Regions from separate parts of the Homo sapiens genome. Here region 1 is linked to region 2. The links are chromatin loops, found by intact Hi-C in ENCODE. Cell type or tissue: endothelial cell of umbilical vein. All regions are shown on one strand. Each heading gives the region's core, and the rest is flanking DNA. Links, peaks and the distances in the headings are about the cores only. Region 1 overlaps MVP (major vault protein). Region 2 holds the start of C16orf92 (chromosome 16 open reading frame 92).

Region 1 (13,940 bases), core at 4,778-8,777, 170 kb after region 2:
AGCTACCCTGCTCTAAGTGCTATTTGCGTGCATTATCTTATCTCACAATTGTACAGTTGCACACAATACGACAGCCCTGTTACTGTTCTCATTCCCCAGAGAGGAAACAGGCCCCGAGAGGTGGCAGCCTGGCCAGTCTGGTTCCAGAGCCTGTACCTGAACACTTAATTGTACGCAGTACTTTCACGCCAGCGGGCTTCTGAATGGTTGCATAGAACGCCAGGCGTGGTGGCAGGCGCCTGTAATCCCAGCTACTCGGGAGGCTGAGGCAGGAGGATCGCTTGAACCCGGGAGGCAGAGGTTGCAGTGAGCTGAGATCGCACCACTGCACTCCAGCCTAGGTGACAGAGTGAGACTCTGTCTCAAAAAAAAATTCAGTTTAACCTGGTCCTACCACTGTGAATGGTGCTGCGGTAAATCATCTCGCGCTTTTTGGGGGACACGTATAGGATGAACGTTGAGGGGCTTAAAGCAGGACAGTGGCAGGGACAGACCTGTGCTTGAAGAAGCTATTGGTGCACAAAACTGAGGTGCGGTGGGTGTGGTGGCTCACGCCTGTAATCCCAGCACTTTGGGAGGCCAAGGTGGGCAGATCACGAGGTCAGGAGATAGAGACCACCCTGGCTAACACGGTGAAACCCTGTCTCTACTAAAAATTACCTGGGTGTGGTGGCACGCGCCTACTGTAGTTCCAGCTACTCGGGAGGCTGAGACAGGAAAATCGCCTGAACCTGGGAGGCAGAGGTTGCAGTGAACCAAGATTGTGCTACTGCACTCCAGCCTGGCGACAGATGAGTCTCCGTCTCAAAAGAACAAAAAACAAAAAACTGAGGTGCGTTTCCAGCTGTGGGCACCCCACTACCTGGCCTGCTGCAGTCAAGGTAGGAGACTGGGTCAGGGGCTGTCCCTGTGCCTGCCCTGCAGCCCTTTCTCCTTCCTGTTGGCTCTTCCTCCAGCCTGGTGGGTCCTCTCTCTCCAGCCCCAGAGGACAGAGCCCTTGGCCTGCCTGACTCCCATGTCCCTGGCTGGCTCCTAGGCTCCTTGGCTCTAACCATTTACAGTGACATCAGAAGGCTGACTGTGTAAATCCAGCTACATTGAGTTGTTTTGTTTTGAGACAAGGTCTCACTCTGTCACCCAGGTTGCAGTGCAGTAGCTCCATCTCGACTCATCACAACATCTGCCTCCTGGGCTCAAGTGATCCTCCAGCCTCAGCCTCTTGAGTAGCTGGGACTACAGGCGGCACCACCACCCCCAGCACACTATTTTTGTATTTTTTTGTAGAGATGGGGTATCCTTATGTTGCCCAGGTTGGTCTTGAATTCCTGGGCTCAAGTGATCCTCCCACCTCAACCTCCCAAAGTGCTGCAATTACAGGCATGAACCACCATGCCTGGCCATATGTGATTTTTTTTTTTTTTTTGAGACAGAAGTTTCACTCTTTAGCCCAGGCTGGAGTAAAGTGGTGCAATCTCGGCTCACTACAATCTCTGCCCCTGGGGTTCAAGCAATTCTCCTTCCTCAGCCTCCTGAGTAGCTGGGATTACAGGCACCCGCCACCGCGCCCGGCTAATTTAGTATTTTTAGTAGAGATGGGGTTTCTCCATGTTGGCCAGGCTGGTCTCGAACTCCTGACTTCAGGTAATCCACCCGCCTCGGCCTCCTAAAGTGGTGGGATTGTAGGCGTGAGCCATTGCACCTGGCCATATGTGATCTTAAAAAAGAGAGTTGAGGAGGAGAGTGTGAGCACGGGCAGTCTAAAAGAATCTGCACCCGAGCATCCTGAGGCTTGTAGGGTAGCACTGAAGACTCACAGGAGGGCTTCTAAGTCCCCTTGGCCTACAGGGACGTGGCTCGCAGTCAGACTGGTGCCGGCGTTCCATGTCCAGTGGCTGGCCTGGGCTCAGGAAGAACCTGCAGAGCCCTTGATCTGGAGGTGGGGAGTGGGGAAAGGCTGAGCTGACCTGGGCCCTGGAGTATCTATATTTGATCTAGGGAACATAGTGGAGTCACGTTATATGTGCAGTAATAGCCTTCTGGAATCAGCTATATGCCTTCAGAATAAATGAATGATCACCACGCCACTGTGTAAGAAGTTTCATTTGTTTGTTCCACTCAATGACTGCGCCTCGGAGGGCAGGAGATCAGTACCTGTACATTTGCTGTTCCTCTAGGCAGTCTCAGTCTTCAAGGCTCTCCTTCTGTGATTAAAAATAACCCTAACTACTGTAACAAACTTCAAGATGTGTAGTGCCTCAAACATGATAGTTTATTTCTAGACTGGTTGTGGTGGCACATGCCTGTAATCCCAGCACTTTGGGAGGCTGAAACAGGAGGATTACTTGAGGTCAGGAGCTTGAGACTAGCCTGGGTAACATAGCAAGTCCCCATTGCTACAAAAGAGTTAAAGAGTTGGCCAGGCGTGGTGGCTCACACCTATAATCCCAGCATTTTGGGAGGCTGAGGTGGGGGATCACCTGAGGTCAGGAGTTCGAGACCAGCCTGGCCAACATGGTGAAACCTCATTTCTACAAAAAATACAAAAATTAACTGGGTGTGGTGGTGCACGCCTGTAGTCCCAGCTACTCGGGAGGCTGAGGCAGGAGAATCACTTGAACCAGGAGGCGGAAGTTGCAGTGAGCCGAGACCGTGCCACTGCACTCCAGCCTGGAGGCAGAGCAAGACTCTGTCTCAAAAAAAAAAAAAAAAAAGAAAGAACATTATTTTATTTCTAACTCATATTAAATCTTAATCAGATGCTGCCGACTGGGAGACAGCTCTCCTGCAAGCGGCGATTCAGGAATTCGGGCATCTCCTGTTCTGTGATTCTGCCATTTTCAACACGTGGCTCCTGGGACTGCCCAGCTTGTTTGCATCATGTAGGCAGATGATGTGTATGGAGGTTGCAGGAGCCAAGTTTTTATGGAAAGACAGGAAATTAGCACTTATTACTTCCACTTCCATTCCATTGGCTACAACTCGGTCACACGGCAGTGTCTGAGGACAAGGGAAGCTGGGACACAGATTAGTTGTGGGCGTAAGTGGAAGAGGAAACTGATTCGGTAAACAGCATCTTACCATGCTGAATGTGTTCGCTGTTGAAAGACACAGATTTTTCTTATAAAGGGGGTCCTTCAACACATCAATTACTTTGGTATTCAACCAAAGAAAAGCCATTTGTTCTAGTGCTAGAGAAAAACAGGCTGTGTTGAACTTCTTCAGAGATCACACTGTTCTCTATGTATGTTTTTGAGACAGGGTCTCACTCTGTTGCCCAGGCTGGAGTACAGTGATGCCGTCATAGCTCACTGCAGCCTCAAATTCCTGAGCTCAAGTGATCCTCCTACTTCAGCCTCCTGAGTAGCTGGGACTACAGGCACATGCCACCACACCTAGCTAATTTAATCTAAAAACACTTTTTTTGGATTAGACATAGGCCTAATTTTTAAGATATAAAAAACTAGGGCCAGGCGCTGTGGCTCATGCCTGTAACCCCAGCACTTTGGGAGGCCAAGGCGGGCAGATCACCTGAGGTCAGGAGTTCAAGACCAGCCTGGCCAACATGGTGAAACCTCATCTCTACTAAAAATACAAAAATTACCTGGGTGTGGCGGCAGGCACCTGTAATCCCAGCTACCTGGGAGGCTGAGGCAGGAGAATCGCTTGAACCCAGGAAGCAGAGGTTGCAGTGAGCCGGGATTGTGCCATTGCACTCCAGCCTGGGCAACAGTAGCAAAACTCTGTCTCAAAAAATACAAAAATTAGCCAGGCGTGGTGGCACACGCCTGTAATTCTCGCTACTCAGGAGGCTGAGGTAGGAGAATTGCTCGAACCTGGGAAGCAGAGGTTGCAGTGAGCCGAGATCATGCCACTGCACTCCAGCCTGGGCGACAAAGCGAGACTCTGTCTAAAAAGAAAAAAAAATTCAATGTATATTTCAGGCTTCTTTCAGTAAACAGGTTGCTTGGGGCAACCCTAAGCCCCAGGGATGAAATTCAAAATATTTAACCACCAAGCCAGAGCAAGACCCTGTCTCAAAAAAAAAAAAAAAAAAAAATTTGAGGTTAAACCTAATAATTAAAATTTTAAAAATGTAAAGTTAAAAAAAAATTAATCTAATTTTTTTTTTTTTTTTTTTTTTTGGAGACAGAAGCTCACTGTATTTCCAGCAAGTCCTGTCTTCCCCACTCTATGGCCTGTGCTGGGCCCCTCTTCGTGCATATAATTTTTTTTTTTTTTTTTTAAGATGGAGTTTTGCCCTCTCCCAGGCTGGAGTGCAGTAGCACGATCTCGGCAGACTGCAGCCTCCACCTCCGGGGTTCAAACGATTCTCCTGCCTCAGCCTCCTGAGTAGCTGGAATTACAGACGTGTGCCACCACGCCTAGTTTTTTTTGTGTTTTTTTTTTTTTTTTTGTATTTTTAGTAGAGACGGGGTTTCACCATGTTGGCCAGGCTGGTCTTGAACTCCCAACCTCAGGTGATCCACCCACCTCGGCCTCCCAAAGTGCTGGGATAACAGGCGTGAGCCACTGCACCTGGCCCCTTGCATACAATTTAGAGGAGTTTCCCCTATGACCTATGAGATCTTACAATCCTGTGAGGCACACAAAGTAGTCAGGATAGGCTAGGTTATACTGTGGTAACAAAACCCCCCAAATCTCCGTTGCTTAATACAGCAAACATTTCTCACTCCTGCCACATGTCTGTTGCAGGTCAGCTGTGGCTGCACCTCATGCCATTTTCTCCCTGGGACCCAGGTGGTTGGAGCAGCTTCCACTTGGAACATTGCTGGTCACCCATTTATATGGAAAAGGGAAGAACAGGCATGTGATGTCATTTCCCCTTGCATTTCATTGGCAAGAGCCAAAGCCTGATCACCAATTGAGGTCCACGTGGAGACATCAAGGCATGGATTGGAAATGAGTCCAGAGCTCTTGGGTGAGGTCGGAGCTGGAGTAATGGATTCTGAGGTCAGTGGTATAGAGACCATCTGAGGTCATGCGATTGGACAAGAATGTCAGCATGAGAAGTGGGCCTTAGGGAACCTACTGAGAGAAGCGAGAAAGAAAACTAGAACAGGTGATGTCAGGAAAGCCCAGCATGGGAGGAATGGCCAACTGTGCCAAGTGACCGATCAACTACTGGATTTAGCAACGGGACATTACTGGTGATGCCGAATAAAGCAGTTTCCATAAAGTAAGGGGCAGAGACAGAAGCAAACTGGGGTGTTTTTTTGAGTCGGAGTTTTGCTTTTGTTGCCCAGGCTGGAGTACAATGGCGCAATCTCGCTCACTACAACCTCTGCCTCCCAGGTTCAAGCGATTCTCCTCCGTCAGCCTGCCGAGTAGCTGGGATTACAGGCACCCACCACCACACCTGGCTCACTTTTGTATTTTTAGTAGAGACAGGGTTTCACCATGTCGGCCAGGCTGGTCTTGAACTCCCGACCTCAGGTGATCTACCCACCTCGGCCTCCCAAAGTGCTGGGATTACAGGCGTGAGCCACCACGTTTGGCCCTATCTGGAGTGGTTTGAAGAGATAATGAGAGATGAGGAATGGAAAGTGAGACCACAGAGAACTCTGGAAAAATTTGGCTGTGATGGAAAAAGGAGAGGTGGAAGTTAGAGGGGCTCATAGGGTTAAGGGAGTTGTTTTATATGGACAGAGTAGACATGTCTATATCCTGATGATGATGATGCAGGAGAGAAGAAATTGATGGCATATCAGCTGGGTACAGTGGCTCACACCTGTTATCCCAGCCCTTTGGGGGGCCAAGGCAGGCAGATCATGAGGTCAGGGGTTCATGATCAGTCTGGACAAGATGGCAAAACCCCATGTCTACCAAAAATACAAAAATTAGCAGGGCATGGTGGTGCATGACTGTAGTCCCAGCAACTCGGGAGGCTGAGGCAGGAGAATCACTTGAATCCAGGAGGCAGAGGTTGCAGTGAGCTGAGATCACGCCACTGCACTCCAACCTGGGTGACAGAGCGAGACTCAGTCTCAAGAAAAAAAAAAAAAAGAAAAAAAAATTGACAGCACAGGAGAGGACGGCAATCAGTGAAGGAATGCAGCCCTCTCTCCTAGAGCCCAAGGGGAGGAGCCCAGGGTGGGAAGAGGAGGGAGGACAGTCTAGATGCCAGCAGTTTGTTAGGTTTGTTGCTGGGAAGGGCCTTCCTACCCAATTTGCTTCTATTTTCTCAAAGAGGTGAGAGAAAGTGGGCAGGGGTGTAGGAGGCTGAGAGGAGAGGTGGTGTGAATGGTTGTCTCAAAGCGGATCGCACACAAGACAGAGCAGCACAGCCAGAGAAGCTGCACCTCCCTCAAAATTTGTTCCCATGAGTTTAAAATAAGATCAGTCAGCTCCGTGGGGTGTTCCTCCTGCAGCAACGGTCAGGGGCAGGGCAGAGAGGGAGGGAGGTGGTTTAAGGGGGGATCGGGCTTTTTCCACTCAATATTACAGGAAGGTGAAAATGAGGGCTTTAGGGAGGCTTTAAGGGTTTTGTTTGTTTTGTTTTTTTTTATAGAGACAGGGTCTCCCTCTGTCACCCAGGCTGGACTGCAGTGGTATGATCATAGCTCACTGCTGCCTCCAACTTCTGGGCTTAGGCAATCCTCTCACCTTAGCCCCCCGAGTAGCTGGGAACACGGATGCATGCCATAACATCTGGCTTTTGCTTTTTTTTTTTTTTTTTTGGTAGAGATGGGGGTCTTGCTATGTTGCCCAGGCTGGTCTCGAACTCCTAGTCTCAAGTGATCCTTGTGCCTTGGCCTCCCAAGGTGCTGGGGTTACAGGCCTAAGCTCTTGCACTCGGCCCCTGGGATCTTTTTACTTCCTCGGCAGAGACGGGGCAGGCCTGGCACCTACAACTGTTCCTGGCCCCAAAGGGCTAGTGCACCCAGGCTGACTGCACCTGGATCCTTCTCTCAAATGAGGACCCCATACTGGTTGTGGGGGAGAAGGTGGGATAAGGGCACTCCTCCTTCAGTGCTCCCAAACAGCCCAGACCGGAAGCTCAAGGAGATGCCCAATTCCTACTGCCCTAGGCAGGGTCCTCCTCCCCAACCTGACACCCCCACCTGGGAAGGGACAAGCGCACAGCACCGGGTGCAAGCCTGACACGTCTGCTGGTGCTGTGGGTGCTCCAGCAGGTGGCGCTGGAGGGCGCCTCCCGAATGGGAAGCTGGGTTGCATCTGCAACAGCTGAGAGCTACCAGGCAGCTGGGCTCCTGGAGAACCAGTGGTGAGATGTTGCCATTGTGGGCCCCATGCCCCCACCCGTGGCATCATCACCCCTATCTGGGCTCTAGGAAGCCCAGTGCACAAGGCTTTGGGGCCACATTCCTACTGGGTGACTTCCAGCTCATCCTTCCCCTGCCTCGGGGTCCTCTCCCCTTTATGGAGGAGAAGAGTCTCCTGTAACTATCTAAAGATGTTGACCGGGCACAGTGGCTCACACCTGTAATCCCAGCACTTTGGGAGGCCGAGGCAGGTAGATCACCTGAGGTTGGGAGTTCGAGACCAGCCTGGCCAACATGGTGAAACCCCATCTCTACTAAAAAATACAAAAATTAGCTGGGCGTGGTGGCACGTGCCTGTAATCCCAGCTACTCAGGAGGCTGAGGCAGGAGAATCACTTGAACCTGGGAGGTGGAGGTTACAGTGAGCAGAGATCACACCACTGCACTCCAGCCTGGGTGACAGAGCAAGACTCCAGCTCGAAAAAAAAAAAAAAGATGCCAGGGGCACCTCCCCTCCCCACCATTAAGCTCCCTGGTAACCCCAACCAATGTCAGACAAGAGAAAAGTGTTGAAATTGTAAATGCCCAGAAACTTCCATTGTATTAATCAGGAGTTAGCGCAGTACAGGCACCACGTGGTTGTCTCCAGGAGCTTGAGGGGCCTGAGCAGACTGGGGGGATATCCCCTCCCCAGGGCTGGGCCCACTGGCCACCCTTCTGCCCAGGGGCTGACCCTCGGGCCCCATCCCCAGCAGCCCAAAGGCTGTGTTGAAGAGGTTGATGGGAGTGGAGCCATCGGTGATGAGGGTTGATTTCAGGCCCAGGGACTGGAGCAGTTTTACCTGGAGGGTGAGAACAGGAGGAAGTTGAGATGGGCGTCAAACCCTGGCCACTTCAGAGTGACCCTCCTTAAGTCAGCTGGTTTGAAGGGTCACCTCCCCTGCATCTGACCACCCTGCTTGACTGCCTTGGAAATGCCTGTCAGACTGGCGTCCCATCCATTTCCTGTCTCCTCCGGAGCTCTGGCTCACTGCTGGGTCTAGTACAGTGCCTGACGTTGATGCAGCGTGACACTGTGTGAATGTCCCTGCATCGTGGGTCAGGTCACTCACCCCTCCCTTCCCCACAATCTTTCCAGATGTTGTGTTTTCCGCCTTGGCTCTGCCTTCCTGGTTTCAAGGTTGGTCCTGAAACCAACACACCTTCCCCAACTCTCACCTGCATCTCAGGCCCAGCCACAGCAAGGTCCCTGATGGTGCTGGGGCCTATGGCCTCTGTCATCTGCTTGAACTTCTTCACCTCCACCTCAGCCAGCTGCTGAGCCTTGCTCACCTCCAGCTCCAGCTGGGCCCGGGCATAGACCAGTTCCAGCTCTCGGACCTTCTGGACCCTCTGGAGCTCAGCCTCCTGGAAGAGGAAAAATCAATCATTCTTTATTTTTTGACCCAGGCTGGAATGCAGATCAGGACTCACTGCAGCCTTGAACTCCTGGCTCAAAGGATCCTCCTGCCTCAGCCTCCTGGGTAGCTGGGACTACAGGCATGTGCCACCACACCCAGTCAATTAAAAAATTTTGTTTTTGTAGAGATGAGGTCTTGCTATGTTGCCCAGGCTAGTCTTGAACTGGTCTCGAACTGACCTCAAATGATCCTCCCATCTCAGCTTTCCAAAGTGCTGGGGTTAGAGACCTGAGGCACCACACTAGGCCTCTTTTTACATTTATTTTTATTTACTTTATTTTTGAGATGGAGTTTCACTCTTGTTGCCCAGGCTGGAGTGTAGTGGCACAACCTCAGCTCACCGCAGCCTCCACACCTCCTGGGTTCAAGCAATTCTCCTGCCTCAGCCTACCAAGTAGTTGGGGTTACAGACACATGCCACCATACCCAGCTAATTTTTTGTATTTTCAGTAGAGATGGGGTTTCACCATGTTGGCCAAGCTGGTCTTGAACTCCTGACCTCAGGTGATCCACCCGCCTCGGCCTCCCAAAGTGCTAGGATTACAGGCGTGAGCCACTGCACCCGGCCTCTTAATGGGATTTCAAGCATTAAATAAGATAATGCCTATGAAGCATACACAGCACTTGTGCCAAGGTGGCCAGTGCATGAGCGCCCAGCTGCAAAATGGGTGTTCTAATCCTTACCTTCCAGCAATGGAGTCAATGAATCCTACAAGGCAAAGGACTTTGCAAATGCAAAGTACTTGGATAGGGCTTTATGTTGGGGGACCTGGTGTCCTATACAGTCTCAGGGACTGTAGGGAATGGGCCTTTTCCAGGACTCAAGGCCACCCTCTTCTTAATGCCTCCCCCCACTCACCGTTTCAATGGCCAAGGCCTGTGCTTTTAGCTTGGCCTGCAGCACGGACCCTTCTCCCTCAATCCGGGCTGCCTCCGCACGGGACTCGGCCTCCGCCTTGGCAGTCCCGGTGCTCTCCACGGCCATGCTGGGGAGAAGGCAGAGTCAGGTAAGACCCGGGAGACAGCCCAGTCCCCCCACGGCCTTGGCTTATGCTGTAGCCGTGCACTGTCTCATCGACACCCCACCCAGGCCTGCTGCCCACACCAGCTGCTGTCCTAAGACCCTCGGCCCCTGCCAGTCTCCTCCTCTAGTTCTCAACCCACCTCAGAGCCTCCAGCTCCAAAAGTTCCTTGCGAGCTTTCTCGGCTTCTGACTGGTCCAGGATCTTCTGCCGCTCAAGCCGGCCGCGGGCTTCCTGCTCCAGTCTCTGAGCCTCATGCCTGGAGGAGACGGAGCGCAGGTGAGAGGCTGGCATGGGGCCAGAGCAGGAACAGGAGCGCCAAGGGCAGCGGCCACCAACCAAACCGGTGCCCAGGACAGACCCCAGCCCCTAGAAGGCACCCAATACGCAACTCAACCCAGAATGGTATACGCGCCACAAGCCAGTGTCATTCTAGGCCGGACAAATGCAGGCGTGACTGCGGCCCCCTACTTTCACGCCACTTGAGTGGGAAAAGAACAAGTATACAAGGAGGATTTCAGACAGTGACAAGTGTGGGAGAGACCAGGCAAAGAGGGTGCTATTCAGCTGTGAGAGAAAGAAAAGTGTTCCCCAAGGAGGGGATCTTTGGGCTGAAGCCAGAAGGAGAAGCCTGCCTGGAAGGGAGCTCAGGGGCGGGGGGAAGCTTTCTGGGCAGCAGGAATAGCCATTGCAAAAGGCCTTCAGGTGGGTCCAAGCTGTGCATTGAAGGAGCAGAGGAAGCCAGTGGGGCTGGAACATGTCAGCTGGAACATGTTCCAGGGACGAGGAGCATGGAAGGGGGAGGCTAGAAGGCAAATCGGGGGAGGCCGGCTGGAGCTGCAGGAAGGAGTTTAGGTTTTATCACATGCAAGATGGGAGGCTGCAGGAGCCACATCTGATACGTGCTTTTTTTTTTTTTTTTCTTTTGAGACAGGGTCAGTCTCCCAGGCCTGTTGCCCAGGCTGGAGTGCAGTGGCGCAATCATGGCTCACTGCAGCCTCAAACTCCTGGCTTCAAGTGATCTTCCTGCCTCAGCCTCTCACAGTGCTGGGATTACGGGCATGAGCCACCGCGCCCAGCCTGATTCACATTTTAAGTGGGTCACCTGATCTGTTGGGTAGGGAATAGATCTTTGAGGGTAGGGATGGCAGCAGGCAGTCCACAAGGGATGCCAGGTTATCCAGTTCCCAGCAGTGGCCTGCCATGGGCATTATAGGCAGCCGAGCTCCCAGCCTCACTTACTTGGCCGCCGCTTCCTGGGAGTTGGTGGTGATCTCGATGGCCAGCTGGACGCTGCGTTGCAGGGCGTCCCGGGTCCTCTGATCCACAGGCTCCACTGACTGCACGTCCACACTGCTGACCACCAGCCCGTTTTGGGGGAAGACAGCCTGGTCCCGGGGCCTGGGCAGGGCCATGCCATCGGGGCCCTTCGCTTCCGAGGTCTCAAAGCCAAAGACAGCAGTGCGAATGATGCGGGCTGAGTTCTTATGGAAGTCATCGAAAGTGACAGAGGCCACGGCCCCCCGCACCCGGGATGCGATGGCTTTGCAGGCATCACCTACAAAGTCTGGCACTGAAAAGAGCTTGGCCGTCTCTTGGGGGTCCTTCCGGTCATTCACCTCAAAGTGCCTGTGAACAAACAGGCCCAGAATGGGGAAGCTGCTTTCACCCAGGAATCTCTCTTTAGAAGAGACAAGGTCTTGCCATGTTGCCCAGGCTGGTCTTGAACTCCTGGGCTCAGGCAACCCCCCAACCTCAGCCTCCCAAAGTGCTGGGACTACATGTGTGATCACGCCCAGCCAGCAACTCTCTCCGAGAAGAACTTCAACACCCATCCTGTGTGGCCGGGCAGGGTCTCTCGCAATAGAGAATGCTAATGTATGCCTGGTAAGGTCCTAAAAACTTAACACACGTTCTCCTTTAATCCCACTCAGCCACCCTATGAGATGGCAATGATCACCACCCCCATTTTACAGATGAGGAAGTAGAGGTCCAGGGAAGTCAAGTGGCTGGCCCAAGACTTGCCATATAACATGTGACAAGCCAGAAAGCTGAACCAGGCAGCTGCTTCTGGGGCCTGTGCTCTTAACTATGATGTTGTAGTGCCTGGGAATATGTCGGCAGCCCTGGGAATATGTCGGCAGCTGTCTGCCGCCATCAGGGCACTGGCTGCTCTCAGCTAAGAGGTGAGGGACATGCTTGGGAGTATTGAATATTCTTTTTGGAGACAGTCTTGCTCCGTCGCCCAGGCTGGAGTGCAGTGGCTCGATCTGGGTTCACTGCAACCTCCGCCTCCCGGATTCAAGAGATTCTCCTGCCTCAGCCTCTTGAGTAGCTGGGACTACAAGCTGGGACTACAGGTGCCCACAACCAGGCCTGGCTAATTTTTGTATTTTTAGTAGAGACAGGGATTCACCATGTTGGCCAGGCTGGTCTCAAACTCCTGACCTCAAGTGATCTGCCTGCCTCAGTCTCCCAAAGTGCTGTGATTACAGGCATGAGCCACCACGCCTGACCCTCCCTCCCTCCCTTCCTCCCTTCCTCCCTCCCTCCCTCCCTCCCTCCCTCCCTCCCTTCCTCCCTTCCTCCCTTCCTCCCTTCCTCCCTTCCTCCCTTCCTCCGAGACAGGGTCTCTGTGGGTCTCTGTTGTCCAGGCTGGAGTGTGGTGGCACAATCATAGCTTGCTGCAGCCTCAAATTCCTGGGCTCAGGCAATTTTCCCACCTCAGCCTTCCAAGTAGTTGGGTCTATAGACATGTACCACCATGCCCAGCTAGTTTATAAATTTTTTTTTTTTGAAACAGAGTCTTGTTATGTTGCCCAGCCTGGTCTCAAACTCCTGGCCTCAAGCAATCCTCCTGCCACAGCCTCCCAAAGTGCTGGGATCACAGGTGTGAGCCACAGTACCCAGTCATGAACACTGTTTCTGTACATGACTTATCTCACCCAATCCTAATAGCTGCTATTGAGCTCTGACCAATAGAGGCACTGTTCTAACACTCATTGCATCTTTTCAATGGCCTTGTGAAGGAGAAAATGCTGTCTTCCTCATGTTACAGATGGGGAAACTGAGGAAAGCACCCTGTCCCTTCCCCAGGTCCACAGGCTGCAAACAGCAGGGCGGGGGCGCAGGCCAGGGCAGTCAGTTTCTGAACTTGAGTTCTCACCGCCCCCTTGCACTGCCCACTCCCGCCAGCTGTGTCCCATGCATCTTTTAACAGCCCGACAGTTACGCATTTGGCTGCACGCTCACTGGGAGCTTAGTTGGGGTAGTGTCCTGCTACTGGATCCCTGAGTCCTGACCCCAGGAGGTGAGCCCACGCCTTCCCTGGATTTGCGTGAACTCCTAGGTTCCCTCTTGACCTCAGCACTGAATGAGGTGTCCTGCCTTCATGAGGAGCCCAGCACCAGCACTTGAGCAGGACCCTCCTTTTCTTGGGGTTCCTAGGCTGCACCCAGCAGGAACCCTCACCCACTGCTTGCCACCCGGTTTGTTTTTTTTGTTTTGAAACAGGGTTGACCGGGTGCAGTGGCTCATGCCTGTAATCCCAGCACTTTGGGAAGCCGAGGCAGGCGGATCACCTGAGGTCAGGAGTTCGAGACCAGCCTGACCAACATGGAGAAACCCCATCTCTACTAAAAATACAAAACTAGCTGGGCATGGTGGCACATGCCTGTAATCCTAGCCACTTGGGAGGTTGAGGCAGGAGACTCGCTTGAATCCGGGAGGTGGGGGTTGCAGTGAGCCAAGATCGCGCCATTGCACTCCAGCCTGGGCAACAAGAGTGAAACTCGGTCTCAAAAAAAACCAAAAAACCAAAAAACCAAAAAACTAAAAAAACAAAAAACAAAGAAACAGGGTCTTGCTCTGTCACCCAGGCTGGAGTATAGTGGGGCCATCAAGGCTCACTGCAGCCTGGACCTCCTAGGCTCAAGTGATCCTCCCACCTCAGCCTCCCAAAGTGCTGGGATTCCAGGAATGCACCCCCATGCCCTGTCCCCATTTTTACCAGTTGTAGGCCAGCTGCAGTTGCAGCCTGGCATGATCCGCCGTTTCGATGGTGATGACGTCTGTGAAGAAGTCAGGCCCCAGCAGCAGGCAGAGCGCACGGCGGGCATGGGGACGCTTGGGCCGCCCAGCTGAGAGGGACAACACTGTGAACTGCTCCTCAGGACCCAGCGACACCAGCTCAGGCCCGAAGACCACGCTGCAGA
Region 2 (17,070 bases), core at 5,448-9,447:
GCACCCAGATGGGGTGCCCCCTCCTCATGCCAGGCTCACCCCTCAGCCCTTCCCATAATCCAGGCATCCGGCATCCACTCCATGCCTGAGGGAGAGGACAAGGGAGAGATGACACGCACAAGGCCACACACGGCCAGGCAGTGCGGGAGGGGATGAGGGTGAAGAGGCCAAAATGTGGCCAGGCAGCTGCTGCAGTGTCTGGTGGTTGCCAAAAAGGCCCAGAGGTGTGCAGGCAGGAGGCGGGGGGACGGGGAGGAGAGGGGCCCTGTCCGTGGTGCTGACGGCCGCCCTAGGTGACCCACGGGTGGCCCGTTGCAAGTTGCCTTAGAGGTGCCCACAACGCCCCCTTTGTAGCTTTCAGCACCGCTTCCCTTCTGTGGCAGCCACTGAGTCCCAGGGAACATTTGGACGCCCCTGATGGGGGGTGCCCTGTTTCTGTTTGCCTCCTCTTTTCCCGAAGATGAGTTGCCTCTTCTGTGGTGAGGCAGCGGCCCTTCCTGGAAGGGCTTCAGCGAGAGGAATTGAGTTAAGTGGCAGCTGCAGAGGACAGTTCTTGGCTTAACTCTTTCTTCAGACCCCGCCCAGGGACTTGGCTGCTTCTTGGCCTCTGCCCACCCCTTCCCTCCCCTGCTCCAAGCTGAGCCTGGGATCCAGCACTTCCTCCCCAGCCTTCACATGCAGAGGTCACCGTTTAGCTTCTGTACCCCCTGCTCCCCAGGCCCCCCTGTGTCTGTTCCTGTCCGTCTTCCCTGCTTTAATCCTCAGGTAGGTGGGGAGGATCCGGGTTAATCCAGGGCAGCAGCTGTTCCTACTTCTGAGCACCTAATTGCCAAGAGGGTGGGGATGGGATCTAACACCTCACATGACAGCCCAGGGCCTGGTGGCCCCTCCTGGTCTCCTGCACCAGCCCAGCTGTCCCATCTCCCATCACCTCTGCTGGGCCTGCATTCTGGGCAGCTTCCTGCCCTGACTCCTCCAGGCCACTTGGGACCTCTCTCCCTGTGTTCCCGCTTCGCGTTCTCTACAGCTGCCCCTCCCCTCTCATCTTTCCCTGCCTCTGGGCCGCAGCTCCACACCACTGCACCAGTCTCAGGTTCCCTTTTCCCTGGTACCGTCCCTGCTGGAGAATGGGTTGGCTCCACTCACAGGCCGCCTGCCTCAGGCTCCCCATCCTCAGAGGCCTCAGCCCCAACTTCTCCACAGCCTCCTCCACGTGCCTCATGTTTGGTGATGGCTTCTGGCTGACTCTGCTTTCATCCCTCCACCCCTTGTGGGGCGAGCACCCCAGGTCCTGCCTCTCTGACCTCCTGCCCCCACCCCAGGCCAGTCTTGGGACTACAGGATTTAAGAGAAACTGCCAATGTGCTGACTCCAGAAGAAAAATGCTGTCTTGTCTATTCATCCATTTCTCGTTTTTGTTTACTCTCCAAGTACATGGAACTTTCTTTGTCCTTGGCTCCTTTTGCTCTGCATTTTCCCCTTAACGCTTGGCTGTCCCTGAAAAACAACACAAAATAGACAAGAGATTGGGTGACTTTGGGGCAGGGCGAACAGCGCTGACAAGACCTCTCACTTGCCAACAGGGTCTGTCTCTGATGCCTCTCGGATCTTCTGGGGATGGTGGGGATGACAGTGAGGGCTGTGGAGCCACACCGCCCATGTCCCTTCCTTGGCCAGGTTACCTAGCCCCTCTGTGACTCACTTCTTCACCTGTACAGTGGGGATGATGGCCACACCTACCTTTTACAGGGTTTTGGGAGGGGTAAATAAGGCTATGCATGGGAAGTTTGGAAGATCGCCTGTCCCAGGAGGCAGGAATGGGCGTCCACCCCTGTGACCTCTCTCTCCAGCACTCTCGCCCCTTCAGCTGTTGCTGGTCCTAACCTCATGGTAAGGTTAGGACAAATAACCATGGCAAGGTCCCACCTGCCTGTCCTGGGCTTATTTTGGCACTGTATCTGTGCCTTTTGGTCTGTGGGCATCTTCTGGTCTTTTCTTTTCCCCCGACTATACTGCAGAGAGAGAGGAACATGGGTGAGTTCTGAGACCACAGGTTTGAATCCCAGCACCATCTCTTACTAGCTGCATGACTGTGTGACCTTGGGCAAGTTTCTCACCCTCTACCCTCTGGATCCCTCATCTGTACCCAAGACTCCGCTCCTGTCCAGGGCTGCTGTGCTGACCCCTGAGATCTGACCCCAATCACTGGTGTCCCCTTTCCTCCTTGCTCCCCCACCCCGTCTCTCTGCCCAACAGACACTGGCTGTCCTCTGCCTACACGCAATTTGCTGTGCCCTACTTCATCTACGACATCTACGCCATGTTCCTCTGTCACTGGCACAAGCACCAGGTCAAAGGGCATGGAGGGGACGACGGAGCGGCCAGAGCCCCGGGCAGCACGTGGGCCATAGCGCGTGGCTACCTGCACAAGGAGTTCCTCATGGTGCTCCACCATGCCGCCATGGTGCTGGTGTGCTTCCCACTCTCAGTGGTGAGTCCCGGGGAGCTGGGCGGGCGGGGTGCGGGTGGCCTGCTCCTTGGTCCTGCTGGTGCTGGCAGGAGCCTGGGAAGCCCCGGGTCTGCGTACTGACAACCAAGCAGACCCAGCGTATTCCCAGGGAAAGCTGTGGACAGGCAGGGTTCACTGAGCACCAGCCCAGGGCACCAGGGTGTGGGGGCAGCCTGGCCCTGGGCTGGACGATGCCCGGCTGTGGCTCTTTGGATTTGTGGTTGCACGTCTCTGAGCCTCAGTTTCCTCACCTGTTACATAAGGGACACAGTCTTTCTGCAGGACCGTGAGAGGGATGCAGCCAAGTCATGCACCTGCTCCTGCACCCAGGTGTTCTTTCTCTTTTTTTTCTTTCCAAGACGGAGTCTCTCTCTGTCACTCAGGCTGGAGTGCAGTGGTGTGATCTCGGCTCACTGAAACCTCCGCCTCCTGAGTTCAAGTGATTCTCCCATCTCAGCCTCCCCAGTAGCTGGGATTACAGGTGCCCACCAACACGCCTGGCTAATTTTTTTGGTATTTTTAGTACAGACGGGGTTTCACCATGTTGGCCAGGCTGGTCTCAAACTCCTGACCTCGTGATCCACCTGCCTCAGCCTCCCAAAGTGCTGGGATTACCGGCGTGAGCCACTGCACCCAGCCCTGCACCCAGGTGTTCTGATGTTCAGAGTCAAGCATCTCCCAAAGTGACAGAGGGGAAAGAGGAAGGGCGGGGGCTGCCCAAGAACCCAGGGAGAGCCCCAGCTCCTCACCTTCCTGCCTCTGTGCCCAGGTGTGGCGACAGGGTAAGGGAGACTTCTTTCTGGGTTGCATGTTGATGGCAGAGGTCAGCACGCCCTTCGTCTGCCTTGGCAAGATCCTCATCCAGGTGAGTGAGCATGGGAGGGTGCAGGAGCCCAATGGGGAGGTCACAGGAAGGGGAGGGACCTTCAAGGTTGCTGCCAAGGGCTCTAGCCCCTTCGTCATCCCCCCCTCACCCCGTGCATTTTGAGCACCTGGTGCTTGTGTCCTGGCAAAGTGTCTGGTTTGGGAGGAGCTGCCTGCTAGGGTCGCAGGGAGGCAGGGAGAGGGCCAAGGGGGGCCGAGCCCTTCTGCTGCCGTGGCCACTGTGTCTGTGTCTCCTCAGTACAAGCAGCAGCACACACTGCTGCACAAGGTGAACGGGGCCCTGATGCTGCTCAGCTTCCTCTGCTGCCGGGTGCTGCTCTTTCCCTACCTGTACTGGGCCTACGGGCGCCATGCCGGCCTGCCCCTGCTGGCCGTGCCCCTGGCCATCCCTGCCCACGTCAACCTGGGCGCTGCGCTGCTCCTGGCCCCTCAGCTCTACTGGTTCTTCCTCATCTGCCGTGGGGCCTGCCGCCTCTTCTGGCCCCGCTCCCGGCCGCCCCCGGCCTGCCAGGCCCAGGACTGAGGCCGGGGGCCGGGACCCTCCCCCTCCCCACCCCCACCCCCGTGGAGACAGGGCTCTGGGGCTGATGGCTGGGGTTGGGAGCCAGGGTCCTCTTGCCCGGACAACCCCAGGACTGACGATGACCCCGAAAGGGAAGAGGCCCCATCTCTCGGGGACTGAGGGGGTGGAGAGAGGGGACCTCTTCCCCCTACTCTGCCCCCTTCCTGCACACCCTTGCGCTGGAGGAGGGGAGGGGGCACCGCCTCCCACCCACTGAGGGCAGGAGGGCTTGTGGGGAGGGACACCAACAGGGTTTCAAGGGGACCAGGAGTCAGAATGTGGGGAGACGCCTCTGCCAAGGCCATCCCAGCCCCTATGCTGCCATCCCCCAGGGCTCCCCATCACCCGAGAGGAGAGGACGCCCCAACTAACCCCCGCTGGCCCTCGGGCCTCCCGAGTGGCCGGCTGCAACCACGGCTCCTCTCCAGGGTAGGCCAGCTTGAGGAATCTTATTTATTTTATTTATTTACCCAAATTTGAACTAGTCTGTTGGGTTGGGGGAAGGAGGTGGCTGCTACCCCCAAGCCTTCCCAGTGCTGACAACCCCGGGGGCAGGCGAGGGCGCCCAGTCCCTCACCATCGGCTGCACATCGCGCCCTCGGGCCCTGCCATGTCCCTGGTGCTACTGACCTCTCAAGGCTTCCTCCAATCTGGGGTCGGGGGACCCTGGGAGGTGCTTTACAGACCGCTAATAAAAGACGATCTGCGTGAACGCCACCAAGGCCCTTGCCACCAAGTTCTTTGGGGCTGGGAAGGGAGGAGGTGGGGGGCTTGGGCCATGGGAAACAGAGGGGACAGGATCCCCAGCTGCTCGCTGGGCAGTCAGGGAGGAGGAAAGCAGGGAACTTTTGCTCATCAACAGGAGAGGAGGTGGGTGTGGGTGCTCAGGTTGAGTCCAGAGCCCTTGTCCGGCTCTTTAGGCCCCTTTCTGGAAGTTTCTGTGGGGCATGGAGATCAGAGGGGAGAGGTCACAGCCTGCCCCGCTAGAACTGGGGTCTTCAGCCGCTCCCAAGGAAGGTGGTGGTGGGTGGGGTTGGAGAAAGGGGGCAGGCCTTACATGTGGGTGCAGAACTGGAAAAGGAGAAAGAAGAACGCCACCACCAGCAAGCCCACCAGGATGTGATGGAAGAGCCCGGGGCTGGAACCTGCTAGACAAACAGGACCCTTAACTCCCCTCTGATGGCCCAATGAAGGGTCTGGGGCTGCTCTCCTCCAGACCCTGGCGGGGAGGGAGGTCCCTTCTCAAGCTGGTTCATACCTGAGTTAATGAACACGATGGGTTTCTCTCCAATAAACTGGGCCACAGCCAGCAGCCTGGCTTGGTCTGAGTCCGGATAATCGAAGAAGTCAGGTCTGTCTAAGAAGCGCGGAGACTCTGTCCCCAGGGCTGACGCCGTGGCACGCTTGGGTCTGGGTGCTAGGACCCAAGCAAACTCTGTGACAACAGCCAAGCTGACCCCTGCCTTTATCTCTCGAGGCGGAAGCTGACTTGGGACCCTGTGAGACCACCCAGCCTTATTGCAGAGGCTGTGGAGGGTCTTGATTTCCCTCAGGGTCAGCTGGGTGCACCACGACAAGGCTCGCGGTTGTTGGGGGGTAGGTGGGACCAGCAGGATGGGAGAGAAGAGTGGAGAGAAAATGAGAGGGTGCAGGGTTGGCTTCCGAGTCCCTAAGTGGGCATCACACTTTATGCTCCCAGAGCTGCCTGCCTTCCTGCTGCTCCCAAGACAGCTTCTTACCAGTTTCTATGGCCCCTAGTGCAGCCAGCCACACCCACACCAGCACCCATGGCCACAGCCTCATGACTCCTATCATGAGGTGGGGGCTCTGTGATGTCACAGCCCAGAGCTGTTCTGATGGCACTTTGGGGTGAGGGGAGAAAGTGCTAGGAGCTGGGACCCCTCCCCCATCCCTCACTCTCATCAGAAGAGGAGAGGAGAAGAGAGGTTGGGACCAGTCTTCACCCCCTGGAATGTCGCTGATGATAAAACCATAATGGTGGCAGCCCCAGCATTTACAAAGAGGAGGGATGCGGCACGGCCATCTTGCTGAAAGCCCGAACTAAAGGAAGCTGTGTTTGGACAACAGGCACAATTTGGGGTGGTGGCACAGGGCCACACACCTCCGGTTACCCCTTGGATCAACCACAGGTAACATTTGTTTTATTTATTTTCATTTTTTTGGAGACAGGGTCTCTGTCTGTCACCCAGGTGGGAATGCAGTGGCGCCATCTTGGCTCTCTACAGCCTCTGCCTCCTGGGTTCAAGTGATTCTCTTGCCTCAGCCTCCTGAGTATCTGGGATTACAGCTTTGGATAAATCCCTTCCTTTTATCTGTCTGCCACCACACCCGGCTAATTTTTGTATTTTTAGTAGAGACAGGGTTTCACTATGTTGGTCAGGCTGGTCTTGAACTCCTCACCTCAGGTGATCTGTTCGCCTCGGCCTCCCAAAGCGCCCGGCCTATTTTATGTATTTTCAGAGACAGGGTCTCACTCTGTCACCCAGGCTGGAGTACAGTGGTATGATTACTGCAGCCTTGAACTCCTGGCCTCAAGTGATCCTCCCACATCAGCCTCCTGAGTAGCTGGGACCACAGGCATGTGCCACCATGCCCGGCTAATTTTTGCATTTTTTGTAGAAATGAGGGCTTGCTATGTTGCCCAGGCTGGTTTCGAACTTCTGGCCTCAGGTGATCCTCCAGCTTCGGCCTCCCAAAGTGCTGGGATTACAGGCATGAGCCACCATGCCCAGCAGGTAGCATTTATTGAACACCTATTACTATGCTGGCTGGACCCCATTTATGGCCAAGTACCTTGCACAAATTTGTTCATTTGCTCTTGCACTGACCCTCAGAGGCAGGTACTCTTTTTTTTTTTTTTTTTTTTTTTTTTTTTTGAGATGGAGTTTCACTCTGTCCGCCAGGCTGGAGTGCAGACGCACAATCTCAGCTCACTGCAACCTCCACCTCCTGGGTTCAAGCGATTCTCCTGCCTCAGCCTCCTGGAGTGGGATTACAGGCGCGCACCATCACTGTTCGGCTGATTTTTGTACTTTTAGTAGAGATGGGGTTTCACCATGTTGGCCAGGCTGGTCTTGAACTCCTGAACTCGGATGATCCGCCTGCCTCGGCCTCCCAAAGTGTTGGGATTACAGGCGTGAGCCACCAAGCCCAGCCCAGAGGCAGGTACTCTTGCCTCCCTTATACACGGGAGGAAATCACGGCACAGAGGGGAAAAGTAGTGTGGGCAATGCACACTTCCTGGGGGGGGGGTTCCTCTCTGAGGCTCCCCCTTGCATCCTATCCGCAGATCCAGGGGCACAGGGCTCTCTCCGTCCTCCCCCGCCCCCTCCTTAGTGCTCAGCCGGGAACGACCCTGGGGTTAGGAACCGAGAGGAGTAGCAGGCGTCTCCCACTAGGTGGCAGCAGCGGCCGCGCCTGAGTCCACGCTCCCACCCTAGGAAAGGCGCAGCGGGGCGGACTCCCGGGCCTCCTCCCGCCTCTTCCACAGGTTGCATCCGCGGCTGCAGGAAAACGGATGGCTGGGAATGGCCGTCGGGGGTTGGTCAGAGGAAGTCCCTCGGCCCTTTCCGAGGCACATCTCTTGGCCATCCACGCGTCCTTCGCAGACTCCGCTCCCTGCACCTCCGTTTCCTCTTCTGTGGCCGGCGGCTCCCCCGTGGCCACCCCATCTCCCATCTCTGCCACCTCCCAACAGCCATTTCCACTCCTGCGGCCCCATCCCAGCTAAGGAGAGCGCCCTTCTGATTGGCAGGTGGGCCTGTCTGTCACGGGCATGTTCCATCCCACCCAAGCCCAAGGACACTCCAGGGTTTCCTTAGTTTCACAACGAAGGTGCGTGCTCAGCGGACTCTGCAGACCCAGTGCCGCGACTTCCCCTAAAGCCAGGCGTGTATCTGCGCGTGTGAGGTGCTCTGCCGCAACCCTATGCAGAGAGCAGGTGGGCTAGGACTCGGGGTACTTGCCATGAACCGCTTCGAGTTCCTAAACAAGTAAAAAGCCCAGAGAGAGAAAAAAAGGGGGCAGCGGGGCGGGGGTGGGGAAGGAGGGAAACGAATATCTATGGGACTGGCTCACGTGGGCTGCTTCCCCTGTGCTGCGCTGATGGCTTCCCTTTTTTTGAGACAGGATATTGCTCTATCTGTCACCCAGGCTGGAGTGCAGCCTCGACCTCCTGGGCTCAAGCGATCCTCTCACCTCAGCCTCCCAAGTAGCTGGGACCACAGGCGTGCACCACCACACCTGCCTATTTTTTGTTTTGTTTTGTTTTGTTTTTTAGATGGAGTCTCTGTCTGTTGCCCAGGCTGGAGTGCAGTGGCACGATCTTGGCTCACTGCAACCTCTGCCTCCTTGGTTCAAGCGATTCTCCTGCCTCAGCCTCCCGAGTAGCCAGGATCAAAAGCATATGCCACCATGCCTGGCTAATTTTTGTAGTTTTTTAAAGTAGAGACGGAATTTCATCATGTTGGCCAGTCTGGTCTCAAACTCCTGACCTCAAGTGATCTGCCCTCCGCGGCCTCCTAAAGTGCTGGGATTACAGGCGTGTGCGACTGCGCCCAGCCTACTTCTTTTTTTCTTTGCAGAGATGGAGTCTTGCTATGTTGCCCAGGCTGGTCTCAAACTCCTGGGCATAAGTGATTCTCCCACCCTGGCCTCCCAAAATGCTGGGATGACAGGTGTGAGCCGCCATGCAGATCACTTCTAAGAAAAAGGAAGGGATTTATCCAAAGCCACAAGGCATGTGAGAGGCAGCAGAAGGGACTCAGTAATGTGGTTTTTGGGCCAGGCGCGGTGCTCACACCTATGATCCCAGCACTTTGGGAGGCCAAGATGGGTGGATCACTTGAGGCCAGGAGTTCGAGACCAGCCTGCCCAACATGATGAAATCTCCTCTCTACTAAAAATCCAAAAAAAGGCTGGGCGCGGTGGCTCACACCTATAATCCCAGCACTTTGGGAGGCCGAGGCAAGTGGATCACCTGAGGTCAGGAGTTCAAGACCAGCCTGACCAATATGGTGAAACCACGTCTCTACTAAAAATACAAAAATAAGCCGGGTGCGGTAGCATGCGCCTGTAGCCCCAGCTACTCGGGAGGCTGAGACAGGAGAACTGCTTGAACACAAGAGGCAGAGGTTGCGGTGAGCCTAAATTGCGCCACTGCACTCCAGCCTGGGTGACAGGGTGAAATTTCATCTCAAAAAGAAAAAGAAAAAAAAAAAGATTAACTAGGCATGGTGGTACGTGCCTATAGTCCCAGCTACTCAGGAATCTGAGGCAGGAGAATCACTTGAGCCCGGTAGGTGGAGGTTGCAGTGAGCCAAGATCGCACCACTGCACTCCAGCCTGGGTGACACTCGAGACTCTGTCTCAATAAATAAATAACCTGGTTCCCGACGCTGGGCCAGGGCTCGTGCCCCAGGCCCACAGGCAACTGCTCCTTGAGGTTAGCTGGGAGAAGGGACACAGAACCTATGGCCTTTGGGGTTGACTTTCTTTTGTTTCCTCAAATGCTTCAAAAACATTAAGCTATCTCTACTAGTAAAGGCCATTTTGACCCAAACAATGCATTATCCATTCACCCATTTATTCATCCATGACATAAACGTGCTGAGCTCCTGCTACGCACTGGCTGGACTCCATTTATGACTCAGAAATCACCACGGCACGGTCCCTGACCTCAAGAATGACAAGGGAGAGAACTCATAGATGCGCATCATTCTAGAGTAGACGGGCAACTCTGGGTCATCTACACCTGCTGTCTCCACTCCCTCATCTTTAATGGACTCTTCAATCTCTTCTTTTTCTGAGATGGAGTCTCATTCAGTCACCCAGGCTGGAGTGCAGTGGCGCGATCTCGGCTCACCGCAACCTCTGCCTCCCGGGTTCAAACGATTCTCCCACTTCGGCCTCCTGAGTAACTGGGATTACAGGCACCCACCACCACACCCAGCTAATTTTTTAATTTTTAGTAGAGATGGGGTTTCACCACGTTGGCCAAGCTGGTCTCAAACTCCTGACCTCAGGTGATCTGCCTGCCTCTGCCTCCCAAAGTGCTGGGATTACAGGCATGAGTCACCTCGCCCAGCCAATTCTTCAACCTCTTCTAATCTGGCTTAGTCCCCACCAATCCACTGAAGCTGCTTTGATCAAGTCCACAAAAGAGCTCATAATCTGCCAAATCAAATGGTTCTCTCTCTTTCCATTCCGTCTGCCTCCCAGCAGGTGCACCTGTCCCTGACTCAGAGCCCTGGAACCACACTCACCAGTTCTCAGGACTCCTTCTCCAGCCAACTCAGCATGGGGCCTTGTCTTGCTATCTATATTCTCTGCCTAGGTGATCTCATCCATACTCGTGGCTTTAAATACCATCTATATGCCAGTGACTCACAAATGTATATTTCCAGCCCAGACCTCTCCTTGGAGCTCCAGACTCCGAGATGTCTGTTTGTGATGTCCAAATACATCTCCAAGGCAATGGATCACAAATGGAGTCCTACTCCAGACCTGCTCTGCTCCCATCTTTTCGTCTCAGTGGATGGTCCCATCATTCCTCTAGATGGTCTGCTCAACACAGAAACCTAGGAATCATCCTGCTTCCTTATCTCTCACCTAATGAACCCCAAATTGAGACCTGTTAGGCCAGGTTCGGGGGCTCATGCCTGTAATCCGAGAAATTTGGGAAGCCGAGGTGGGAGGATCACTGGAGGCCAGGAGTTCAAGGTTGAAGTGAGCCATGATCGTGCTGCTACACTCCAAGCTGGGTGACAGAGAATCCCATCTGTAAAAGATAAGAATAAAAAGATCTGTTGGTTCAATTTTCTTTCTTTCTTTTTTTTTTTTTTTGAGACAGCATCTCACTCTGTTGCCCAGGCTGGAGTGCAGTGGTGCAATCATAGCTCACTGCAGCATCGACCTCCCAGGCTCAAGCAATCCTCTCTCCTCAGCCTCCCAAGTAGCTGGGACTGCATCATCAAGTCATCATGCCCAGCTAAGTTTTTTTTTTTTTTTTTTTTTTTTTTGGTAGAAATAGGATTTCACTATGTTGCCCAGGCTGGTCTTGAACTCCGGGGCTCAAGGGATCCTCCTGCCTTGGCCTCCCAAAGTGCTGGGATTACAGCGCCCAGCCTCAATTTTCTTTTCTTTCTTTTTTTTTTTTTTTTCCGGAGACAGAGTCCCACTCTGTTGCCCAGGCTGGAGTGCAGTGGCACGATCTCAGCTCATTGCAACCTCCACCTCCCAGGTTCAAGTGATTCTTGTGCCTCAGCCTCCTGAGTAGCTGGGATTACAGACGCATGCCACCAAGCCCACTTAATTATTTTTGTATTTTTAGTAGAGATGGGGTTTCGCCATGTTGGCCAGGCTGGTCTCAAACTCCTGGCCTCAAGCAATCCGCCCACCTTGGCCTCCCAAAGTGCTGGGATTACAGGCATGAGCCACCGCACCCGGCAATAGGTAGTTTTTCGACTCTTTCCCTCCCTCCCCTTTTTTGGAGTCCCCAGTGTCTGTTATTCTCATCTTTATGTCCATAGGTACCCAATGTTTAGCTCCCACTTACGAGAACATGTGGTATTTGATTTTCTGTTTCCGCATTAATTCAGTTAGGATAATGGCCTCCAGCTGCATCCATGTTGCTGCAAGGGATATAATTTCATTCTTTTTTATGGCTGCATAGTATTCCATGGCATATACATATCACATTTTCTTTATCCAGTCCACTGTTGGTGGGCACCTAGATTGATTCTGTGTCTTTCCTATTGTGAACAGTGCTGCAATAAACACACAAGTGCAGGTGTCTTTTTGGTGGAATGATTTCTTTCTTTCTTTTTCTCTTTTTTTTTTTTTTTGAGACAGGGTCTCACTCTGTCACTCAGGCTGGAGTACAGTGGCTTGATCTTGGCTCACTGCAGCCTCAAACTCCTGGGCTCAAGCGATCATCCTGCCTCAGCCTCCCGAGTAGCTGGGACTACAAGTGCACACCACCACTCCTGGCTAATTTTTTTTTTTAGACAGGGTTTCGTCATGTTGACCAGGCTGGTAGAATGATTTCTTTTCTGAATATGCCGTACTCTGGACTGCCTCCCAGCTTTGGCACACACCTCTGCCTAGAATACACTTGCCCCCAAGCTTGACCTGGGTAACTCCTCCTCATCTTTCAGGTCTCAGTTGAGACAACTCCTTTTCTGGGAAGTGAGGTGTTAATCTTTGTTCCCTCCTACCTCATAGGACCCTGAGTTCCCATGGCTTCTGACCATCCCCTGTCCCCACGTCAGTTTCCCTGGATGGGGATTGTCTGTGTATTTGTCTGTCTTCCCTATGAGGCTGTGAAGTCACAGCTCATTGACCTTGGGCCTGGTTGTATCCCCACAATCTATAGTCGATATTCAGTCAATATTTACTGAATGACTGGGTGACTGGTGCAAAAGCCTCCCGTCTCTGGACAAAGCAGGGCTCAGCACTGTCCATCATTTTCCTCTGAAATTGGCTTGAACTCCAGCCTCATCCTTACCTGTCTTCAACAAGTTCTTCTGGAGGCAGGCAGGGCTGGGGTTGAGCAAGCACCGTGGGAAGAGAGCACAGGAGAGAGGACTCGACAGGTTCCTTGACCAGAGTGTCCCCCTCCCCTCACTGCAGGCCCCCTGCGCCCAGGTCATGGACACCCTCTTGCTAAACTCACCGGCTTTCACACTGCACTGTGTCTCCCTTCGTCCTGCTTCCTTTCTTATTCTGGAGAGCCACGAAGGAAACCTAACGGTTGCCTTTACTTTAGAAATATTGGCCGGGTGCAGTGGCTCATGCCTGTAATCCCAGCACTTTGGGAGGCCAAGGCAGGCAGATCACTTGAGGTCAGGAGTTCGAGACCAGCCTGGCCAACATGGTGAAACCCTATCTCCACTAAAAATACAACAATTAGCCAGGCATGGTGGTGTGCACCTGTAATCCCAGCTACTTGGGAGGCTGAGGCTTGAACCTGGGAGGTGGAGGTTGCAGTGAGCCAAGATCGTGCCACTGCATTCCAGCCTGGGCAACAGAGCGAGACTCTGTCTAAAAAAAAAAAAAAAAAAAAAAATATATATATATATATATATATATATATATATATATTATTGTGCTGGGCATGGTCTTTGGCTCACACCTGTAATCCCAGCACTTTGGGAGGCCAAGGTAGGAGGATGGCTTGAGGCCAGGAGTTTGAAACCAGCCTGGGCACCATAGTAAGACCCATCTCTACAAAACAAACAAACAAACAAAAACAGATTAGCCAGGCATGGTGGTGCATACCTATAGTCCCAGCTACATGGGAGGCTAAAGTGGGAGGATCGCCTGAGCCCAAGAGTTCGAGGATGTCGTGAGCTATGATCTTGCCACTGCACTCCAGCCTAGGCAACACAGTGAGACCCTGTCTCAAAAAAAAAAAAAAAAAGAAAAAGGAAGGAAAGAAGGAAGGAAGAAAGGAAGGAAGGAAGGAAGGAAAGAAGAAAAGAAAGAAAAAGACAAGACCAAAATTTGGCCAGGCACAGTGGCTCATGCCTGTAATCTCAGCACTTTGGGAGGCCGAGGCAGGCGGATCACCTGAGGTCAGGAGTTCAAGATCAGCCTGGCCAACATGGTGAAAACCCATCTCTACAAAAATACAAAAAAATTAGCCGAGCATGATGGCGGGTGCCTGTAATCCCAGCTACTCAGGAGTGTGACGCGGGAGAATCACTTGAACCCGAGAGGCGGAGGTTGCGGTGAGCCGCGATCGAGCAATTGCACTCTAGCCTGGGTGACAGAGCGAGACTCCATCTCAAAAACAAACAAACAAACAAACAAACAAAGAAATACCAAAATTTATTATTTTAATGTATTCTTTGGAACAGGTAACCTATGCATGTGGCACAAAATTCAAAAAATACAAAAGGATGTACGTTGAAAAGTAAGTCTTTCCTCTTCCTGCCCTGTCTCCCCAGAGGTCACCATAGTTATATTTTCTTCTGTGTATTTATTATTTTTTTATTATTATTTTTATTTTTTCACTCTCTCAGCTTGTCAAGAGACACAGTTACCATTCTTGTGCAGGCCTCCAGAAACAACATATGAACAACTAAGCAAACACGGCTAAGCTCTTTCCCTCTCAAATGGCAGTATTCCAAGCATGCTTCTCTGCACTTGCTTTTCTTTTTTGATTTTTTTTTCTTTTTTCTTTTTCTTCTGAGATGGAGTCTTGTTCTGTTGCCCAGGCTGGAGTGCAGTGGCATGATCTCGGCTCACTGCAACCTCCGCCTCCCAGGTTCAAGCAATTCTCCTGCCTCAGCCTCCCAAGATTACAGGTGCCCGCCAACATGCCCAGCTAATTTTTGTAATTTTAATAGAGACAGCGTTTCAGCATGTTGGCTAGGCTGATCTTGAACTCCTGACCTCGTGATCCTCCCGCCTCGGCCTCCCAAATTGCGGGGATTACAGGTGTAAGCCACCATGCCCAGCCTGCACTTTGCTTTTTTTTTCTTTGAGATGGAGTCTCGTTCTGTCGCCCAGGCTGGAGTGCAGTGGCGCAATCTCGGCTCACTGCAAGCTCTACCTCCTGGGTTCATGCCATTCTCCTGCCTCAGCCTCCCAAGCAGCTGGGACTACAGTTGCCCGCCTCCACGCCCAGCTAATTTTTTGTATTTTTAGTAGAGATGGGGTTTCACCGTGTTAGACAAGATGGTCTCGATCTCCTGACCTCGTGATCCACCCGCCTTGGCCTCCCAAAATGCTGGGATTACAGGCGTGAGCCATGGCGCCTGGCCTGCACTTGGCTTTTCTAAGTTAAAATGAAACTGTGAAATGATTCTAGGGCCAGGCACAGTGGCGCACGCCTGTAATCCCAGGACTTTGGGAGGCCGAAGCGGGAGGATTGCTTGAGTCCAGGAATTTGAGACCAGCTTGGGCAAAGTAGTGAGACCTTGTATATTTAAAAAAAAAAAAAAAGATGATTCTAAACAAGAGCAAAACAGCCTCTTGTGGCTGCACCCTATTTCACTGCATGGAATTACATCATGACTGATTTAACTGGTCCCCTGCTTCTGGGTATCTCAGTTGTTTCCAGTCTTTTGGAACGTGCTACATTTAAGAATTTTGAACTTCATGGCCAGGCGCGGTGGCTCACAGCTGTAATCCCAGCACTTTGGGAGACCGAAGCAGGCGGATCATGAGGTCAGGAGTTCAAGACCAGCGGGGCTAAGATGGTGAAACACCGTCTCTACTAAAAATACAAAAACTTAGCCAAGTGTGGGGCGTGCGCCCCTGTAATCCCAGCTACTTGGGAGGCTGAGGCAGGAGAATTGCTTGAACCCAGGAGGCAGAGGTTGCGGTGAGCCAAGATCGCACCATTGCACTCCAGCCTGGGCAACAAGAGTGAAAGTCTGTCTCAAAAAAAAAAAAAGAAAAAAAGAATTTGAACTTCTATTATTTGGCTTATGGGTTGGCATATCTGTAAGATAAAATCCTAAAAGTGGAATTTCTGGGTCTAAGGATTTTTTTTTTTTTTTTTTTTTTTTGAGACAGGGTCTCACTCTGTTACCCAGGCTGGAGTGCAGTGGAGTGATTATAGCTTACTGCAGCCTTGACCTTCTGGGCTCAAGAGATCCTCCCACCATCACGAGGTCAGGAGATCGAGACCATCTTGGCTAAGAAGGTGAAACCCCATCTCTATTAAAAATACAAAAAAATTAGTCAGGCGTGGAGGCGGGCACCTGTAGTCCCAGCTACCCGGGAGGCTGAGGCAGGAGAATGGCATGAACCTGGGAGGTGGAGCTTGCAGTGAGCCGAGATCACGCCACTGCACTCCAGCCTGGGCGACAGAGCGAGACTCCATCTCAAAAAAAAAAAAAAGAAAAGAAAAAAAAAGAAGAGAGATCCTCCCACCTCAGCCTCTTGAGTAGCTGGGACCACAGGCACACACCACTATGCCTGGATTTTTTTTTTTTTTTTTTTTTTTTTTTTGTAGAGACAGGGCCTCACCATGTTGCCCAGGCTGGTCTTGAACTTCTGAGCTCAAGGGATCAGTCCGTCTCAGCTTCCCCCCAGCCCAGACACTTTGGCTTTGCCCATTTTATGGGTAATAAGTGATATCTCAGGGTTTTTTGTTTGTTTGTTTGTTTGTTTGTTTTGAGACTGAGTTTTGCTCTTACAGCCCAGGCTGGAGTGCAGTGGCACGATCTCAGCTCACTGCAACCTCCGCCTCCCGGGTTCAAGCGATCCTCCTGCCTCAGCCTCCCAAGACACATACCACCACGCCCGGCATTTTTAGCAGAGATGGGGTTTCACCATGTTGGCCAGGCTAGTCTCAAACTCCTGACCTCAGGTGATCCACCCACCTCGGCCTCCCAAAGCGCTGGGATTACAGGCGTGAGCCACTGCGCCCCGCCCCCTCAGTGTTGTTGACTTTACATTTCTCTTACTTTTTTTTTTTTTTTTTTTTAAGAGACTGTGTCTCACTGTGTTGCCCAGGCTGGCTTCACTCAAGCGATCCTCTCGCCGCAGTCCCTGGAGTAGCTAGGATTACAGGCACCCGCCACCACTCTCGGCCCCATTTCTCTTATTTAAAAAAAAAAAAATTGCCGTGAAATACGCATATCGAAATGTACCATCTTCACCATTTTTAAGGGTAAGATTAGGTGGTGTTAGGTATGTTCAGTTGTCGTGCAACCAGATTGCTGTTTTAAATAACAGCACTTAGAGATGCCGACTTCGTGCCAGGCCCAGTTTGGGACATTAGGGACTCCCAGATGAATCAGCCGCTCCAGTGGAACTCCCTGCTGGTGGGGGAGGCACTGGCGAAGCGGTGCTGAGCCGAGTCCTGACGGCGCTGGAGCTGAGGGGCAGTGCGGGATGCCCCAGGAAGGCTCCTAGGAAGAGGGGACCCACGGTGACTTCCTAAGGAAGCGCGGTTCCCAGGTAGAGGAGCGCATGTGAGCCAAGATCCCTAGGCCTGAGCCGTCTAGGTGTGTCCCAGGAACTGCAGGAAACGGTTGGGTGAGTCAGTGGTGGGCAGCGAGGGTGATAAGCCCCTTCGTGTCTTCGGGATGGTAAGTTTGGGGCACAGGTGAGTGAAGACCGAAGGCCAGGGGTG

The links. Hi-C counts contacts between places; a loop is a spot of excess contacts. Peaks named below come from ENCODE experiments on the same cell type or tissue, not always from the same donor. Only the 100,000 strongest peaks of a DNase experiment are listed, where the experiment ranks them.
Region 1: a loop joins it to region 2, with 5 times the contacts of the local background. A loop is called at or near these places in 7 of 110 quality-filtered maps.

Annotation. Positions count from the first base shown.
Region 1 is chr16:29,841,908-29,855,847 of GRCh38, reverse strand. MVP (major vault protein) reads right to left here. Exons shown (of 15, transcript NM_005115.5): 10 at 13,736-13,933; 11 at 10,969-11,355; 12 at 9,869-9,985; 13 at 9,564-9,690; 14 at 8,463-8,651; 15 at 7,827-8,086. The coding sequence ends at 7,859. Among named protein-coding and RNA genes, the nearest start is that of CDIPT, 14 kb to the left of the region's middle. RefSeq lists enhancers at 7,006-7,300, 9,193-9,692, 9,693-10,194. In endothelial cell of umbilical vein, for the core only: a CTCF peak has its summit at 7,135 (motif pointing right); a DNase peak (open chromatin) is centred at 7,177.
Region 2 is chr16:30,012,030-30,029,099 of GRCh38, reverse strand. It overlaps C16orf92 (chromosome 16 open reading frame 92), which reads right to left and starts at 5,902. Exons shown (of 4, transcript NM_001109659.2): 1 at 5,696-5,902; 2 at 5,215-5,373; 3 at 5,014-5,101; 4 at 4,396-4,894. The coding sequence starts at 5,759. The coding sequence ends at 4,873. TLCD3B (TLC domain containing 3B) reads left to right here. Exons shown (of 5, transcript NM_031478.6): 3 at 2,257-2,491; 4 at 3,279-3,374; 5 at 3,633-4,673. The coding sequence ends at 3,917. It also overlaps a transcript of DOC2A not described here. RefSeq lists an enhancer at 1-620. In endothelial cell of umbilical vein, for the core only: a CTCF peak has its summit at 7,368 (motif pointing right); DNase peaks (open chromatin) are centred at 7,439 and 7,689; H3K4me3 peaks cover 715 bases.